Regions from separate parts of the Mus musculus genome. Here region 2 is linked to region 1. A link is a loop called in an ENCODE intact Hi-C map of the cell type or tissue named here. Cell type or tissue: left cerebral cortex. All regions are shown on one strand.

The links. Peaks named below come from ENCODE experiments on the same cell type or tissue, not always from the same donor. Only the 100,000 strongest peaks of a DNase experiment are listed, where the experiment ranks them.
Region 2: it touches region 1 in a loop (4-fold over the local background); 13 of 42 quality-filtered maps call a loop at or near these places.

The regions. Positions count from the first base shown.
Region 1 is chr10:87,486,448-87,494,447 of GRCm38, reverse strand. Ascl1 (achaete-scute family bHLH transcription factor 1) reads left to right here and starts at 788. Exons shown (of 2, transcript NM_008553.5): 1 at 788-2,095; 2 at 2,457-3,629. The coding sequence starts at 1,360. The coding sequence ends at 2,055. In left cerebral cortex, no CTCF peak of the experiment used is centred here; DNase peaks (open chromatin) are centred at 2,661, 4,569, 5,526, 5,835 and 5 more places; H3K4me3 peaks cover 3,626 bases; H3K27ac peaks cover 3,188 bases.
Region 2 is chr10:87,103,279-87,111,278 of GRCm38, reverse strand. All of the region lies in intron 2 of 1700113H08Rik (RIKEN cDNA 1700113H08 gene), which reads right to left. Among named protein-coding and RNA genes, the nearest start is that of 1700113H08Rik, 49 kb to the right of the region's middle. In left cerebral cortex, no CTCF peak of the experiment used is centred here; DNase peaks (open chromatin) are centred at 2,048, 2,962, 3,218 and 3,550; H3K27ac peaks cover 1,012 bases.

The DNA of each region.
Region 1 (8,000 bases):
CTCCCTATCCTTCCCACCCTTAGCGAGTTGTGCCCAGCACATCCAATCCTTGAAGCTGAATGGAACAGCAGTGGCAACCCCATATGGCTGCAGAGGGAAAGGCTGCTCAGACAGGGTAGAACTTACTGAGACCACAAAGCTAGTGAGAGGACTCAAGTTCTCATACAGAGAGACCACTAGTGTGCAAACGCTCTCCCCTCCTACCTTCCTAAACCTAATGGCAAACATTTTATTTTTTAGGGTCACAAAGAATCCTCCGGAGTTACTGCGGAGAGAAGAAAGGGGGGAAGCAGAAGCCCAGCCCTCCACTTCCAAGAGTTCCCTTTGCCACTTTTTCTGCCTAAACCCTTCCCTGAATTTTCTTCCAAGTTCTCAGGAGACTCCAAAGACACTTTTCCCTCCAGACTTTCCACCTAGGCACCCCAAGTCCAGGAGTTATTTGCCCCCCCCCTTTTTTAAAAAGGCCCCCATTTCTAGAGCCACCCCCTGGCTCCCGGAGCCACCGCCCCGAGCGCGCGGCCTGTTTATTCAGCCGGGAGTCCGGCACGCGCCGGGCGCACGCACTGCAACAACAAACCAGGCTGAATGGAGAGTTTGCAAGGAGCGGGCGCGGGCAACTGGAGGGGGGGGGGGCGAGAGGGAGGGAGCTGAGGAGGTGGGGGAAGAGGAGGGGTAGTGGGGGCTGCAGCCGCTCGCTGCAGCAGCGGGGAGTGGGGGGCGAGGCGGGGCCAGGGCTGCGCGTGGGGCTGGGTGTCCCATTGAAAAGGCGGCCGCACCGCAGCCGCCCAGCAGTCTCTCACTTCTGGCCAGGGAACGTGGAAGGCGTACCGGCTGGGAGCCGGTTAGGGAGGGCGAATTGGGGGGAACGAGAGAGCAATTAGAAAGAAAGGGGGTTCAACCAAATAATCCCAGAAGCAGGCTCAAGCCCAGGCTGGAGCAAGGGAGAGCGGGCGCAAGAAAGCGCAGCCCCGGAGCAGCTCCACCTGGCAGAGTGCGCTCGGCACTGACTTTTGCGGCTGCTTTCCTTTTCCCTTTCCTCTTTTAAAACCGAGAAGGCGCCGGCGGCGGCCGCACACGCGAGCGCCACGCGAGGCTCCCGAAGCCAACCGCGGCGGGAGGAGGGGAGGGAGGAGGCGGCGCAGAGGGAAGACGATCGCCCAGGCACCTTCCTCCGCTGCAGCCTGACAACTCTGCCTCCTTCTGCGCGTTTCTTCCCCTTTAACTTTCCTCCGGGGCTCGTTTCTCCCCTCTCCTTTTTCTTCGTCCCCCTTTGATCGTGCTTCGCAGCCCCGCTTCCTTCAAGGGCTCTGCGCACCCTGCGTCCCCAACTCGTTCTCCCCCGCGACAGTTTGGCCCGGCATGGAGAGCTCTGGCAAGATGGAGAGTGGAGCCGGCCAGCAGCCGCAGCCCCCGCAGCCCTTCCTGCCTCCCGCAGCCTGCTTCTTTGCGACCGCGGCGGCGGCGGCAGCGGCGGCGGCCGCGGCAGCTCAGAGCGCGCAGCAGCAACAGCCGCAGGCGCCGCCGCAGCAGGCGCCGCAGCTGAGCCCGGTGGCCGACAGCCAGCCCTCAGGGGGCGGTCACAAGTCAGCGGCCAAGCAGGTCAAGCGCCAGCGCTCGTCCTCTCCGGAACTGATGCGCTGCAAACGCCGGCTCAACTTCAGCGGCTTCGGCTACAGCCTGCCACAGCAGCAGCCGGCCGCCGTGGCGCGCCGCAACGAGCGCGAGCGCAACCGGGTCAAGTTGGTCAACCTGGGTTTTGCCACCCTCCGGGAGCATGTCCCCAACGGCGCGGCCAACAAGAAGATGAGCAAGGTGGAGACGCTGCGCTCGGCGGTCGAGTACATCCGCGCGCTGCAGCAGCTGCTGGACGAGCACGACGCGGTGAGCGCTGCCTTTCAGGCGGGCGTCCTGTCGCCCACCATCTCCCCCAACTACTCCAACGACTTGAACTCTATGGCGGGTTCTCCGGTCTCGTCCTACTCCTCCGACGAGGGATCCTACGACCCTCTTAGCCCAGAGGAACAAGAGCTGCTGGACTTTACCAACTGGTTCTGAGGACCTGCCAGGCTCTCCTGGGAATGGACTTTGGAAGCAGGTACGCTTCATGTGGGGATGGGCAGAGCCTTTCTTGACTAGGTCCCTTTTTCTTTTTCGGTGTGGAGGGGGGAGTTCACGGAAGGTAGGGGCTGTCTCCAGGAACCCAGGGGTGAGAGGAGGTTACTATGTTGTTAGTTTGTCCATCTCAAGTGCTAGTGTGTTAACTTCAGTCTTGGCCCCTGAGAGTGGCTTTGCCCAAGTTTCCAAGAGCAGAAGGTCGAGGTGAGGCATAGAGACCCTGCGTATTGAGTCCTGGGACTTTGTCCAAAGAGATGTTTTACCTGACAGATTCTCCAAGCCTGAATAGCTTCTACCACACCCCTTCAAGTTCACACTAACCTCTCTTGTTTCTGTTACAGGATGGCAGCAGATCCTGCATCTTTAGTGTTTCTCGCCAACGACGTCAAATGGGGAGGCAGAAAAACAAGGGGAAAAAAGAAGAAGAAATGAAACAAACAAACCAGACAGCCAACCTACAGGGGCACCTTCACTAAGATGCAATGTTCTCAGCAAACAGGGGTGGGCTCCAACAGTGTCTCTGCATTCCAACATCATTTCCAGACACGAGAAGAGTGACTGGTGTCTGAACCTAAGCCCGAATCACAGATGGGTTCCTTTCCTGGAGCAAGAGCGTCACACACACACACACACACACAGACAGACACTATATTAACTCCCAACCACTAACAGGCAGGGCTGGAAGCGCGCATGTGCAAGTGCCTTCACCTCCCACTCTCTGTCAGAGCTGTCTTAGCCCCCTGAAACTGGGTTGATGTCTTTCCTCAGTCACCCCCATTCCAGCGATCTATGGACATTTGCCTCCATTGAAGCAACGTCAGTTCTCGGACAGCCTTTCCCTCTCCTGGTGGCCTCCTCCCCAAACCCCACATCGCCCTCCCACGGTCTTTGCTTCTGTTTTCTTCATAGAATGCTTCCAATCTTTGTGAATTTTTTTATTATAAGAAAAAAATCTATTTGTATCTATCCTAACCAGTTTGGGGATATATTAAGATATTTTTGTACATAAGAAAAAGAGAGAGAAAAAATTTATAGAAGTTTTGTACAAATGGTTTAAAAATGTGTATATCTTGATACTTTAACATGTAATGAGATTACCTCTGCGTACTTTAGATATGTAGTTCATCTTACAACTGCCATCCCCACCCCCATCCCCAGTGTGGTTTTGGAAAGAACTCTCCTCATAGGTGAGATCTAAATGCCACCAGAATGACTTCAGCACCAATGTGTCTTACTTCACAGAAACGTGGTTAATGTATTAATGATGTTATTAAAAAAAACTGTTCAAGAAGAACAAAAGTTTATGCAGCTACTGTCCAAACGCAAAGTGGCAGCCCGTTGGTTCCCATAGGTTGCCTTTTGGAAGTTTCTACCATTGCCTTCCCCCTCACACCCACCCCTTACTGTTTTATTACAAACTTACAAAAAAAAGTGTATAACCCTGTTTTATACAAACTAGTTTTGTAATAAAACTTTTTCCTTTTTTATATAAAAAGAAGAGAGAGAGAGAATGATCAGCTGCCTCTATGTCTTCTTTGGCTCTGTTGTTGTTGTTGTTGTTGCTGCTGCTGCTGCTGCTGCTGCTGCTGCTGCTGCTGGCTAAGCTATCAAAATACCCAAAGGGGAGGGTGGTGCCAAGGGTGTACAGTGGCAGAACTGAGAGAGATAAGTGCTTCAGCTGGTCCTACTGCTGCAGTATCTTTACGAGGATTGTGGGAGCAAGTGGGGGGTGGGAGGGGGCCCTTCTCTTCCATTCCCCATACATGTCCACAGCTCCTAGGGAAATACATGGTAATATGTGGCTACATCATCTCACCATACACTATGCATTTTTAACAAATCTCCAAACAGTAGCCTGGGAAGAGATGCTTTTCATCTCATTTCCACTCAGCTCATTTGAGGATATATTTGTAAGGAGATGGGAACCGAATGCTAGGAGATCTGAGTTAGTCTAAGCCTGGGTCCCTGGAAGGTGCTGAAAGCTGTTGCTTGGATTATGTCTCCCTCTCTACAAACAAACTTCAGGGATGGGGTTCCAAGCACTTACTTTCTCTCTCTCTCTCTCTCTCTCTCTCTCTCACTCTCTCTCTCTCTCTCTCTCTCTCTCTCTCTCTCTCTATATATATATATATATATATATATATATATATATATACACACACACACACACACACACACACACACACCACACACTTTCCATCCCAATTTAAAGCAAAAGGTGCATAGGATACAAATTCCTTGCAGAAGGAATTAGACTTTAATATGTAAATGTAGTACAAATGTGTGGTCGCTTTGAGACACTGGCCTATCTAAGCCGGTGACTCCATCCCAATAGCGTGAGCAGCGTGTAAAAGTACCCAATTACCAAGATTCAAAAAGAAATTGGTGGGTTTTTTGGCTGGCTTGCTTCTTGTCAGTTAGGAAGGACGTGATTAGAATCCTACTCTGCCTCTCGCAGGCTCCTTGCTCGCTGCCTGCATCACTTGTAGATTCAGTTTGCGTGTCTCCAGCCAAGCGGAAAGCCAGGCGCAAAATGCATCTTACAAAACCCAACAAAGAGCCAGGAGCAGGCACGTCTTCCAGAGTTAAAAATCTAGTCTGTGTTGGTATATCTATACCATTTAGTGGCACAGAATAACCTTTAAGAAAAAAGCCGCTATGCGTGCAGCATGCCATGGCGTCTGATGTCATTTTGCTAAATGACCCTCTATAGAATGCACATGGAGGCTTCAGTCCTTTTCATAAAGATGGGCGTAATTAAGGGGAAAAAATCAGTAAATTCCCCATCGCCATAAATAATCGGACTTTCTGCCAGCAGTGGGCCAATTTAGAGCTTACTTGGGGGAAGCAGGGCTTCTGTAGTAGTGGCTTTTGTTTTTTATCTTATTTGAAAGACCAGAGCTAGGCGCCCCCACCCCCCCCCCCTGCCCCTGTTCCCGTTCCTGTTCCGTTTGATTTAGCTGCCTAAGGTATGCAAAGAAAGTGTTGCAAGTCATTTATGGCTATGAATATAACATTAGGATAATGTTTCAACCCCTACAAAAGGGATTTTTTTCTCCTCCTTCTTCTTTTGCCTGTAAGGACAGGTGTTCTTTTACCCGTTTCTGAATGGGAAATATCAAGACTCAGTTAAACTCTGGGTAAAGTTAGTGGATTGTTTGCCACAATGTGAAGGCAAACTCCAAAAATTCACAAAACACACACACACACACACACACACACACACACACACACACACACACACACACACACAATTTTGCCTAAGCTAGGAATGGGCAAAATCTCATTACATCTGCTCTAATCGCTTAGCAACACAAAGCCGGGGCTTGTGCAGCGAAGGGAAGCCATTCACAGAGCTCTGACAGGCCGCATTCAGTCAGCATTAGTCAGCTCCATAAATCACCGCTGCCCATTGGCTGCGCGGCGGGCTTAGGTCTGTCAGCGAAATACAAAATGTAGACCCCAGCGGCCAGCAATCGTGCGCCCTCCGCCCCATTTTAAGCCTGGGGGGGGCACTCTGGGGAAGACTTGGTTTGTGTTATTGACTGAGAGATCTTACCTATTCTCTAAACAGCCTGGAGATCAAGACCACTAGTTAAGGCTGAAAATCTGCCTGAAATAGAGGAGGGGAGCTGGGGCGTGAAGTGGATGAGAAAGGAGGGAAGGAAAGAAAAAGGGGAGGGCGGGAGGGAGAGAGGAGGAGCATTAGCTAGCACTGGAGCTGGCTGCATAGCTCCTCCTCTGAGCCTGGGATGGAGAGCTACTAGGCCACATGCCTTCCCTCTCAAATTCAGTCTTTTAACATTGCAAGTAGGAGCCTATGAATGGAGAATGGTCCAGGTAGACCCATCAGGCAATGGGGAAAAAAAGCTATTTTGCAGTCTTCTCCCCCGAATTTCAAAGGCGAGTAGGGCTGACTTACAGCATAGGAGGCAGAAGCATCCTTTCCTACTCTACCTTACCACAGGGGCATTAGAGCCCAGGGAAGGAACAACCTGATTCCTCAGTATCCATAGCAAGTCCGTTAAACCATACACAGGGATCTGATAACTAGCCTTATGGTAGAAATTACGAGACCAATACATATATTATGCCTGCATGATTTTTGTTTCCCACTCTAGGTATCCTGACAACTAACCAAACCTGTGTAAATCACTGTTTAGACTGAATTTGTACCAACTATCCACACGGAACAGTATCTAAGAGTTAAAGAAGAATCAAAGTTTCTTAGAAACTCCAGCTTGGATGACCCCCCAAGAAGCAGTCCTCGTGATCCAGTCTTCACCTGCCAGTTATCTACCCTTCTGTTTCTTCCTAGGATTTAACCACGAATGTGAAAATCCTTGTGTTTTTGCTTTTTGCGTGATTGCACTGTGACTTGCCGTGTATGCAGAAGTAAGTGCCATGCCCAGGAACAAGGACCTTCTCTGTCTTGTTTATTATCGACACTTTAGTGCCTGAAAACAATTGTTTAGAGAAAAGAATCCGGGTGATCTGCAGTGTTCTACTGATGTGTCTGTCGCATTCTGTTACCTTTAATCCTCAGAGTTAGTCTCTGTCTTTTTCTGCCCCATGTCTTAGCAAGCTACCTACCATAGAGTTCATCACTGGAGCTCTCTGGCTTTCCTGCTAGGTTTGCCCAGGGAGAGGCACCAGAAAAGAGTACAGAGTTAGAAAGGGAGACAGGTTGGGGGAATCCATATTCTCTTATTCACTTGCTCTGGAAGTGGAGGCTCCTTGATCCAAGGCCACAGTTTGTCAACTGTTGTTTCTGCCACAGATGCAACTTTTTAATGTTCAATAACAATCTTTCCTCTTGCAGGCTCAGAGGTTACTATCAGTGGCTTCCCATTTTTACTGGTCTCTACTGCTCAGGTGTTACCCCTCCAGGCTCACTTGCCCTCACCCATATGTATTTCTGTCTCTTTATTAACTCTTCTCATCTGCCCCTTACGGGGCAAATCCTCTTCTGCCCCTGACTGCTTCTTAACCATTGTGCCTCATGATCAAATGGACGGATAACTTTCCTGTGAGATTTTTTAGGGTTCTCAAGTAGGAGTCTTTCTAAGGTTGACACAAACTCTCTTCAACATCATCTCTGAAAATCTTACTTCATCTCTTTAGATCTGCAAGTTTGGAAAAGAAGTTAGTTACACATTTGATGGCAGTGGAGTATAATATAGCTCTAATAAGGATGAATACTAAAGAAAGGGTCTCAGAGATGCCAATGGCTGTCTTTCAACCGGCTCCTTTCAGGTTGATCTTTTTGAGCTCGGTAGAGAGTTGGTGCTAGGTAAGGTGAGCAAAAGCTGAGGCAGGTGGAGCCACCTACAGCCTCATGGTCATTTGGCTATGTGACCTAGTAAGCACTTACTTAAAGGGGGGGTGGGCAATGATGAAATGTTAGTAAATAGCCAGTATCTCTAGGACTTTATTGTCATAGATTGAGTCGTCAATATATGCAGCATTTAAAAAAAGACCACTAAGAAGTCTTTTTTCCACGTACTAAAACCAATGACCGCGTGCATTTCCCCTTCATTATGGCTTTAAAGTCTCTCTGAACGTCCCTCTACTCTTGGGCCGAGACATGACTGTTTTCAAATTTCTCGCAGAAATTCCAGGTTATGGAGGAGGCAACGGTAGGGAAGCAAATAGATTTCCTGACACCCCCCCCCCCGCCCCAATGCTCTTTCTCTGCTGCATGTGAGATTGGCTTGGCTCTAGCGCGGGTCCGAGTTATATGCGTTCTTCCTTTGTATGCAAGATTAGGTTGTTACAAAAGAGGGTGTGTAGGTTAATGGCAGGAAGCAAGTTGCAGTGTGCAGCGCTAGCCTGAGCGCGTGTCGGGCTTAATGATTTATTCAAGCCGCTGCGCATCCGGGCGT
Region 2 (8,000 bases), 380 kb after region 1:
AAGATTGAGTGACTTAAGAACACATTGCTGCCTGCTGCAGCCCCCTTGTAGTCTTAACTATTACTCATAAAAACCTCGATATAGTCCCGGCTGATCACAGACTGGGAAGCTGATGCCAAAAGCACTAATTACTGTACTCTGAGTTTGTTGAGCATAATTAAGTAGACTATACTTATACTCAGGTGTATGTCACATCTGGGCATGTTACCAAGGCAACAAAACACCATCTGACACTCCAAGAGAAAGCACATGTTCTAGAATTCTTTCTGCAAGCTAACATTTTAAGGAAATCCAAATTTTTAACCTTTGACGAGCATAAGAAAAATGTTATCATGCAGAATCAGTTAGAAATCCACTGAACCCAGAGACTACTTCAATTTAATTTTACTCGCTTCAACGCTAAGTACATTTTAATTCAGCCAAACGATAAGGACCAAATAGTCCTTCTATGATGCAAGTATATGCTGTGTGTGTCTGAAAGACTGTATGCAATAACTTTTCAGAGAGATAAATTCTTCCTACCAAAGAGAACTTTGGATGAGGACATATCGTAGTTGGTAGAGAGCTTCCCTAGCCCGTAGGATAAGGAAACAGGAAGCCTGTGATAGATTCCACAGGAGGAAGCAGATAGCCTGTGGCCCTGGTGCTTGGAGTTGGAGACAAGATAATCAGAAATGAAGAGGATCATTCTTGGCTACTGAGTTCAAACCCAACACAGGCTGTAGGAGATGACATCTCAGAGTGTGTGTCTGGGGATAGAGTGGACTTGGCTTTCCTTGTCATGGGGTGGGCACGTTGTTTGCAGAGAATACAGACTAAACTCAAGAGTCTAATATGCTACATTTGTCTTATCCTCTCTTAGCCAGCCCCATGACCTTCAGGACAGAATGACAAAAGCAGCCACTTAGCAAATCCCCAAACAATGCCAAGCATTTTATACATGTTAAGACATTTAGTCAGTCTTTGGAATAGGAGTTAGACAATAACCATGATAAGTAAAACTCACAGTGGTTTGAGTATGTGTAGATATTACTGTTAATATTGTGTTTTAGAATAAACTATTTGAACAACCCGAGGAAAAGGCAACCTTACCCAAAGATTAAACCCAAATATACAAGGACTAATAGGAAATAATGCAGATCAGGTAATGGTGGCTACAAAATATAATGAAACCAAATAATCCTTGTGTGATCCCAACCACACAGCAGCATATAAAAATTGTGTGTGTTTGGCTTCTCACACAGAGAAGAACATGGCTAGGAACTAGTATAGCCCAAAGCATCATAATGCAAAGTTGGCAATAAACAATCTACTTTGTTGAAAGAATTAGACAGCTTAATAAGACCCTTAGATAAGTTTCATGAAGATCAAAAGGGGGTAAAAATAACAATGTAAGGGGAAATTGAAGCTTTTAGTTGAAGTACTCATGTTTGGAAAAATATACCTTTTCTTAGAGATTCTGGTCAAATCCTTGAAATTAGTGTACTTCAGACAGCCTCATCTAGGCCACAAATGTGCCATCAATGAGAAAGAGCCACAAGATAGCCTATTCTTCAATATTTCCTACTTTTGATGTACCTCCTGTACAGCATGGAATTAACCAGAGCTATTATTGTCTGATTTTCTAGGCAAGCAAGAAGGCTTTCATCTAGCCAACTCTGGTAAGAGGGGAGGCCATGGGTGATGTCGTCATTGTATTCCCTTGAATGTGACACGCACTCCCTTGCTGTGCTTACATAGTGATGGTCCAAAGATCACCCCAGCCTCGGACTCATGATAGGCATAGATAGTAGATTTCGCTCTTTGCTTTGAGTTTTCCTTTTTCCAGACAACCTTTCTGCGAAATATCACAGAAGCCTGCGATTTAAGCTTTACGGTAGCATATGCTTTAGGAGTTTAATTTGGTTTTGAACAGGATTAAATATGCCAAAAATCAAACCACAAGATATTCCTAATGAGGGACAGAACACAATAGTCACCTTAAGTGAAGAGTAATTATATAACAAGAATTCGCAAATTGCTTGATGGTGTTTTCTTGTGGAGACAGGCACAGCTGCCACGCTGAGAAAGTGCCAAATTTTATTCTTTTCTCCCTGTTTCCAAGAAGAGAAATCCCCTCTGCCTGGTGCAGGCTTTCTGGTTTCTCTCCAATGTATTCACATGTCTTAACAGGTTATCTCTGGGGCAACTTGGTCTTTTCCTCGGAATATGTCTTGGCCTTTGTACAACTGAGTGTGTAAGGTATATGTGTGTGTGTGTGTGTGTGTGTGTGTGTGTGTGTGTGAGTGTGTGTGTGTGTGAGTGTGTGTGAATGTGTGTGTGTGTGTGTGTGTGAGTGTGTGTGTGTGTGAGTGTGTGTGAATGTGTGTGTGAGTGTGTGTGTGAGTGTGTGTGTGTGTGTGAGTGTGTGTGTGTGTGTGTGTGTGTGTGTGTGTGTGTGTGTGTGTGTGTTAGAATGTCATCTGGATGTCTGTTCTGTTCTAACTAAAATTTGTATTTATTAAGGGGCATGTATGGTTATAAAAACTAATACAGAATTCTGTAGAAAAGAAATGGAGATGGTTAAAAAGTATTTCTGACTCCGATAGATTTTCAAGTTGACCTGTTGAGCTTATAAGACATTCAGAATATATCAGAATCTTGAATAAACTAGAAGGTTTAGTATATCAGGAAGTCGGGAGGGGTGAGTAGCATATAACACAGGCAGAGTTTCATATATGAGGAAATACACCTTTCCACACACACACCGGGGTGGGGGAGGGGTGAGTTTAAAAATCTAGTGACAGACAGCATTGCTACAGAGAGGCTCCGATGGATAAGTTTCAATGAAACTCTGTAGGAATGATGGTTTCATGGACCTAAGACACTCCTGAAGCTAAAGAAAGCACTCCACATCTCTGGTGCATCCTACCCATGAAATCGGAATGAATTCACTCATATAACACGCTGTGTTTATGACTATGTGTAACAGTGATCTTGGGGTCTGCTTTGTAGAGCACAAAGATAGTTAGCCCTAACCTAACAACTCTATGCACTGGGCACTCCACTAAAGGTATCTTTCATTCCCTACTTTGCATTATCATGTTTAATTTTAAGATGGTGACCCTGAGAATTACAGAAACCTCTGCTTTACCATTCTGTTCCCTGAGCACCATGCTTTAGAGCAGTCTGTCTCGCTGAGGCAGATATATATTTGCATACTAGTTACATAAAAGATATTACAACTACTATGTACAAGGACAGCAGATTCATTTTAGTTTTCCATTATTTTAGTAAGAAAGGAGCCGTACCCTTCCATCCCCCACTCTTAAATTTGGACACATCTGTATCTTCCCCTCTTCACTCTGCCACCCACATCTTTTTAGGCCACTATACCAAAGCACCAGGTTAAGAACAATCTGAGTATATAAATTAATCTTCTCAACAGTTAGGAGAAAGTCAACATTGAATGTGAACTAAAAACGAAAGCAATATAAATGCAACTTCTCTTTTCTGCCCCTGAAATGTGAACACGACTGAGTAGTTTTAACTGGAAAGCCCCCTCGCCTCACTATGGCAACCGTCTGAGTGTTGGAAGTGACCCAAATCTGAATAACTAGCTTGGACGGAGCTGTGTCTCTTGTCTCCTCAGTCTCCCTCATTCCACTTTCCAAAAACAACCTGGATCGACCTTCTAAGGGAGAGTCCGAATTCATATCACTTGCCCTGCTCAGAAATCACAAAGGCTTTCTCAACACCTCTCATCAGCATGAAGGGTGACTCCTTTATCCAAACCACTCTCTCAACCTTGGCCAGCATTCTCCCGTCCAAATACAATAACCAACCTTCTCACAAGCCCCACCGCCCCCTCTAGTCTCCACACTTCCCCAGTGTGGGGCATGCACAATCTTTCCTTCAACTCTCATCTTTCTTTAACTGCCTCAAGGTCCTAATCATAATGATCCAAGACATATTTACAGAGACACTGGGGTGTCAGTCCGTGCTGATAATTAGGCAAGGTGATCACAATATCAATACGAGCCTGGGCAACGCAGTGAAACCATGTTTCAAAAAACAAAAACCAAGCACCAGAACAAAAAGGAGTCGGAGAGATGGCTCAACAGTTAGAAGTGCTGCTTTCTCCAGAGGACTTGGGTTCGATTCCCAGAATCCCCATGGCAACTCACAGCCATTCCATAGCTTCAGTTCTAGGAGATCTAACACCCTCTTCTGTCCTCAGCATACAGCAGGCATGCATGCAGTGCGTAGACACGCAATGGACACAAAACACCAATGCATATAAATAAAAATAAATAAATCTATTGTTAAAATAAAAGCACTAAATAAATCAGGCTTTGAGCACTTTGAGAAGAAAGATAGCCTTATCTGCTCTTAGAATCCTCCCAATAAGGAGAAAACTTTGTACTGAATAGAACCTACATAAGATATATTGAATAAGGGAATTGTGGTATTGACAATGGTGTTGTTGGGAAAGAGGATAACAAATGAATATATAAATGGGTGGATACTTGAATACTTACTTATTTGGATGGAGAAATGAATGGTGTCATTGCATAATAAATATCCAAGTGACAGGGGCTACATTGAATCAAATTCTGAAATAGAGCATCAGTTAGGTGTATAACTCTGAGCTAATTCAGCTTTGTTCACAGTGATATTTGAAGTCAACTTGCTTCCTCTGTCTTATAACCAAGAGCTATTTATCCGCTCACACAAAATCGTGTTAATTAGTGACAACCCAGATCTAATTCTTGAGAACCATATATCTAAAAACTCCTTTGACCGACTGAGAAAATAGTTTTTCTCAATAGTTATTTTTTAATAGAGTAATCTTTATATCTGTGGAAAATACAGGTTTTGGAGCCATTCATCCCTAAGCATGGTTCTCTTGCTCTCCACAGCCACACCATGAAATCCAGACCCCAACAAGCTTGTGTTGTTTGTCGTTAGATGCATACAGCCTACTCCTGTCTACCACTAAACACCAGGACAACCAGCCATCAGCAGATCTCAGGATGCTACTTTGTATCAGAAAGGGGATGACTCACACCAAAGCATTTTCTGCAAGAAGCACTCATGGATATAAATCAGCTCAGGACAGGCTAGAAGCAATGCTTTAAAAGTGGCTGGAGGGACACACAAGATGAACAGGGGAAGTCACATAAGGCCACCCCTAGATGAAGAGTCACAGATAACTGCCAAGAGAGGAGAGCCAGTCTTTTCCAGGGACAAGGCCACTGATGGGTTATTCTAATGCTAAGTGATAACCTCTAAACACATATACCTATGAGCAACACTAAACAGGCTCACGGATTGTATTTATGCACGAATAAGCATGCGGGGGGTGGGGAGGGGAGGGGGAGGGAGGAAGGGGAGAGGGAGGAAGGGGAGAGGGAGGAGGAAGGGGAGGGAGAGAGAGAGAATAATTAAATAATTAAAGAAGAAGAGGTCATGAATTTGAGAGGAAGTGTGAGGCACACAAGAGGAGTTAAGGGTCATGGGGGAGCGATGGAGGTGGTAGTCACATATGAAATTATCAAAATAATTTAAATTTGTATTTAAAAAATAATGAAATGGTTATGGAAGCTCATTTTAGTATAATATTTGGTTAATACTTTGTACCTCCATATTGCGTATCTTGTTTATATCTACATAGGGAGTTATTTCTCTATGTGCTTCTATCAGTCTGAGCCCATTGTGGAAACAGAATAAAGAGGTTGAATCACAATCGTTAAGAAAAGATAAACAACCTATGTGACTTCCTAAAATAAAAGTCACTGTCCACTTGGGTAAAAGACGTAAATTTCTTTGAATGGGAATATGAAGCTAGGCAGGGAGCTACGCACATGGCAGGAAGGAGCCGGTCCATTCAGAGACCACAGGCAAGCTGGAGAGGTGGCAGCACTTGCAGGAGAGAGACCGTCAGGGTGGATAACAGCTGGAGGGGATGCATGAATTGGCCAGTGACCCAACGCTAACCATAAACTCACTTCAAGCATAAGCCTTTAAGCATGCGCAGTTCTTAAGGGTGTCGTTTGTGGGTGACAGCAGAGTGCTACTGTGTCATGCTTTGTGTGGCAAGGAACCAAAAAGAAGTTAGGAGTTGAGTTGGGAGACACTGGCTGATCATTAAGTTTTAAAGAAAAAAAATGGGGGGAATTTTCATGAAAAGCACAACTTAGAAGAATCATGTTCATGCTGGTCTTACTGCAGAAGGTGTGTGGGATACTTGAACTAAAAACAGCCAGGACATGGGACACATGAGCAGTGGCTTGGGGAAAGCTTGGAAAAGACAAGCCCTTAACCTTCCAAAGCTGCTTCATAATGTGGCTAAGCACTGTGGACCATGGTATTGACAGTGGCAAAGACCTCAGTGACATCAACTCTTCAGATGTTCCCTACCCAGAATCCTCCAGAGTACACTTCCAAACTCCTCCAATCTGCTCAGAATAAATGCCAGTCCCTTGGCAATATGTTTTTCCAGGTGTTTTTTTGTTTTTTTTTAACGTGACTGTTCCATCCTGACCTTTGACCTTCTTAGAGACTGTAAACTAAAGATCACCCTCTGGTCGTCTCCACTCCAGATTCCCCTCTGACGGATACTTTGTCGTATCTCATCAAATGATGCTCAAATCCTTACGTTAACTTGTAATCGTGTATCTTATGTAAGAACTTTATACAAAGAGTCTCCTGCCATTAAATTAAGTTTGTATAAGAAAAGCTTACTATAAAATTGTCCATAATTATGAATTACATATTATATTAAAATATTATTTATATACCTTGGGTTTGCCTTTCTCATCACTGTGACCAAATAATTGACAAGAAGTAACTTACAGGAGGACTTATTTTGGTCCACAGGTTTGAGAAAACATCACTCCATGATCCTTGAGAATGCATGAGGCAAGAGGCGCCCCTGGGCAACAGTAGATGAGGACACTGGTTAAGATGTGTGCCTATGTAAGAGTCAGGAAGCCTGGGGGGAGATAACAGGCTGGAAGCAGGAACCTAGAATCCCTAAGATCTAATCAGCAGCCTTTCCCTCTGCCCAGCCTCTTCTCCCTGCTATCCGCCATTGCTCAGAACAGCACCACCAACTGGGGACCCAGTGATGTTCAATCAGGTGAGCATAATAAGGGAGCGCTTCACACTCAAAACGCACATATATGTTATATAATATTGCATAAAATACATATGAAATATGATACATATTTTACTAGTTTAATTTAATATTGTAATATATAATATATACAATATATTATAGAAGTGTTTTTTTCAAACCCAAAGAAATGTTAAGGCAGCTGCACTGGCCTTGTGCACAGTCCTTCCTGCCACGACCATTTAATTATCCACATATATTTGAAAATATTTTCCAGTTTCTACGGATTTCTCACTAACATCTTAAGCACATTGGTTCTATGCTGCTAGCGAAGATTGTTATGTATGTGTCCCTAGCTAAGCCTTGAGCACAGACAAAAGCAGGCAGCATGTAGGAAGTCTCCTTCCACGGAGGCTTGAAGATCAGTTCGCATGATCTGCCACTTCCGGTCATTGAAGCCAGTTTCTTGTGAATTGCTCACAGAACAGATGATAACTTCCAGTTTGGGCCTCTTGCACTCTGCTCTTTGTTGCTACTCAGTGTCTGCTTTAGCCTCCCTTTCCTGCTGTAGCGTCATAGCAGAGAGGGGAACCCACAGGGCCTTGTGATGAGTGAGAACCAGAGACCGCGGAAGAGATCATAAAAGTGAATTAAGGGGGCCTTCAAAAGGCAAACAGGACCAAGTAAGTGTAAACTTTAAAACACTCCAGAGAACAAAATTGACTGAATGGATATGATAGATAGAACCAACCAGAGGCAGTAGCAGTGAGAGAAGTAAGTAAAATTTGAAAAACGTGGGGAAACCCCCACAGCCTTGCTTCAGCGTGGTTCCAAAGCCAACTGTGCAACCGAGGGATGCACAGGAAATACGCAAGTGCTTCCGCAAGAGACAGATTAATTA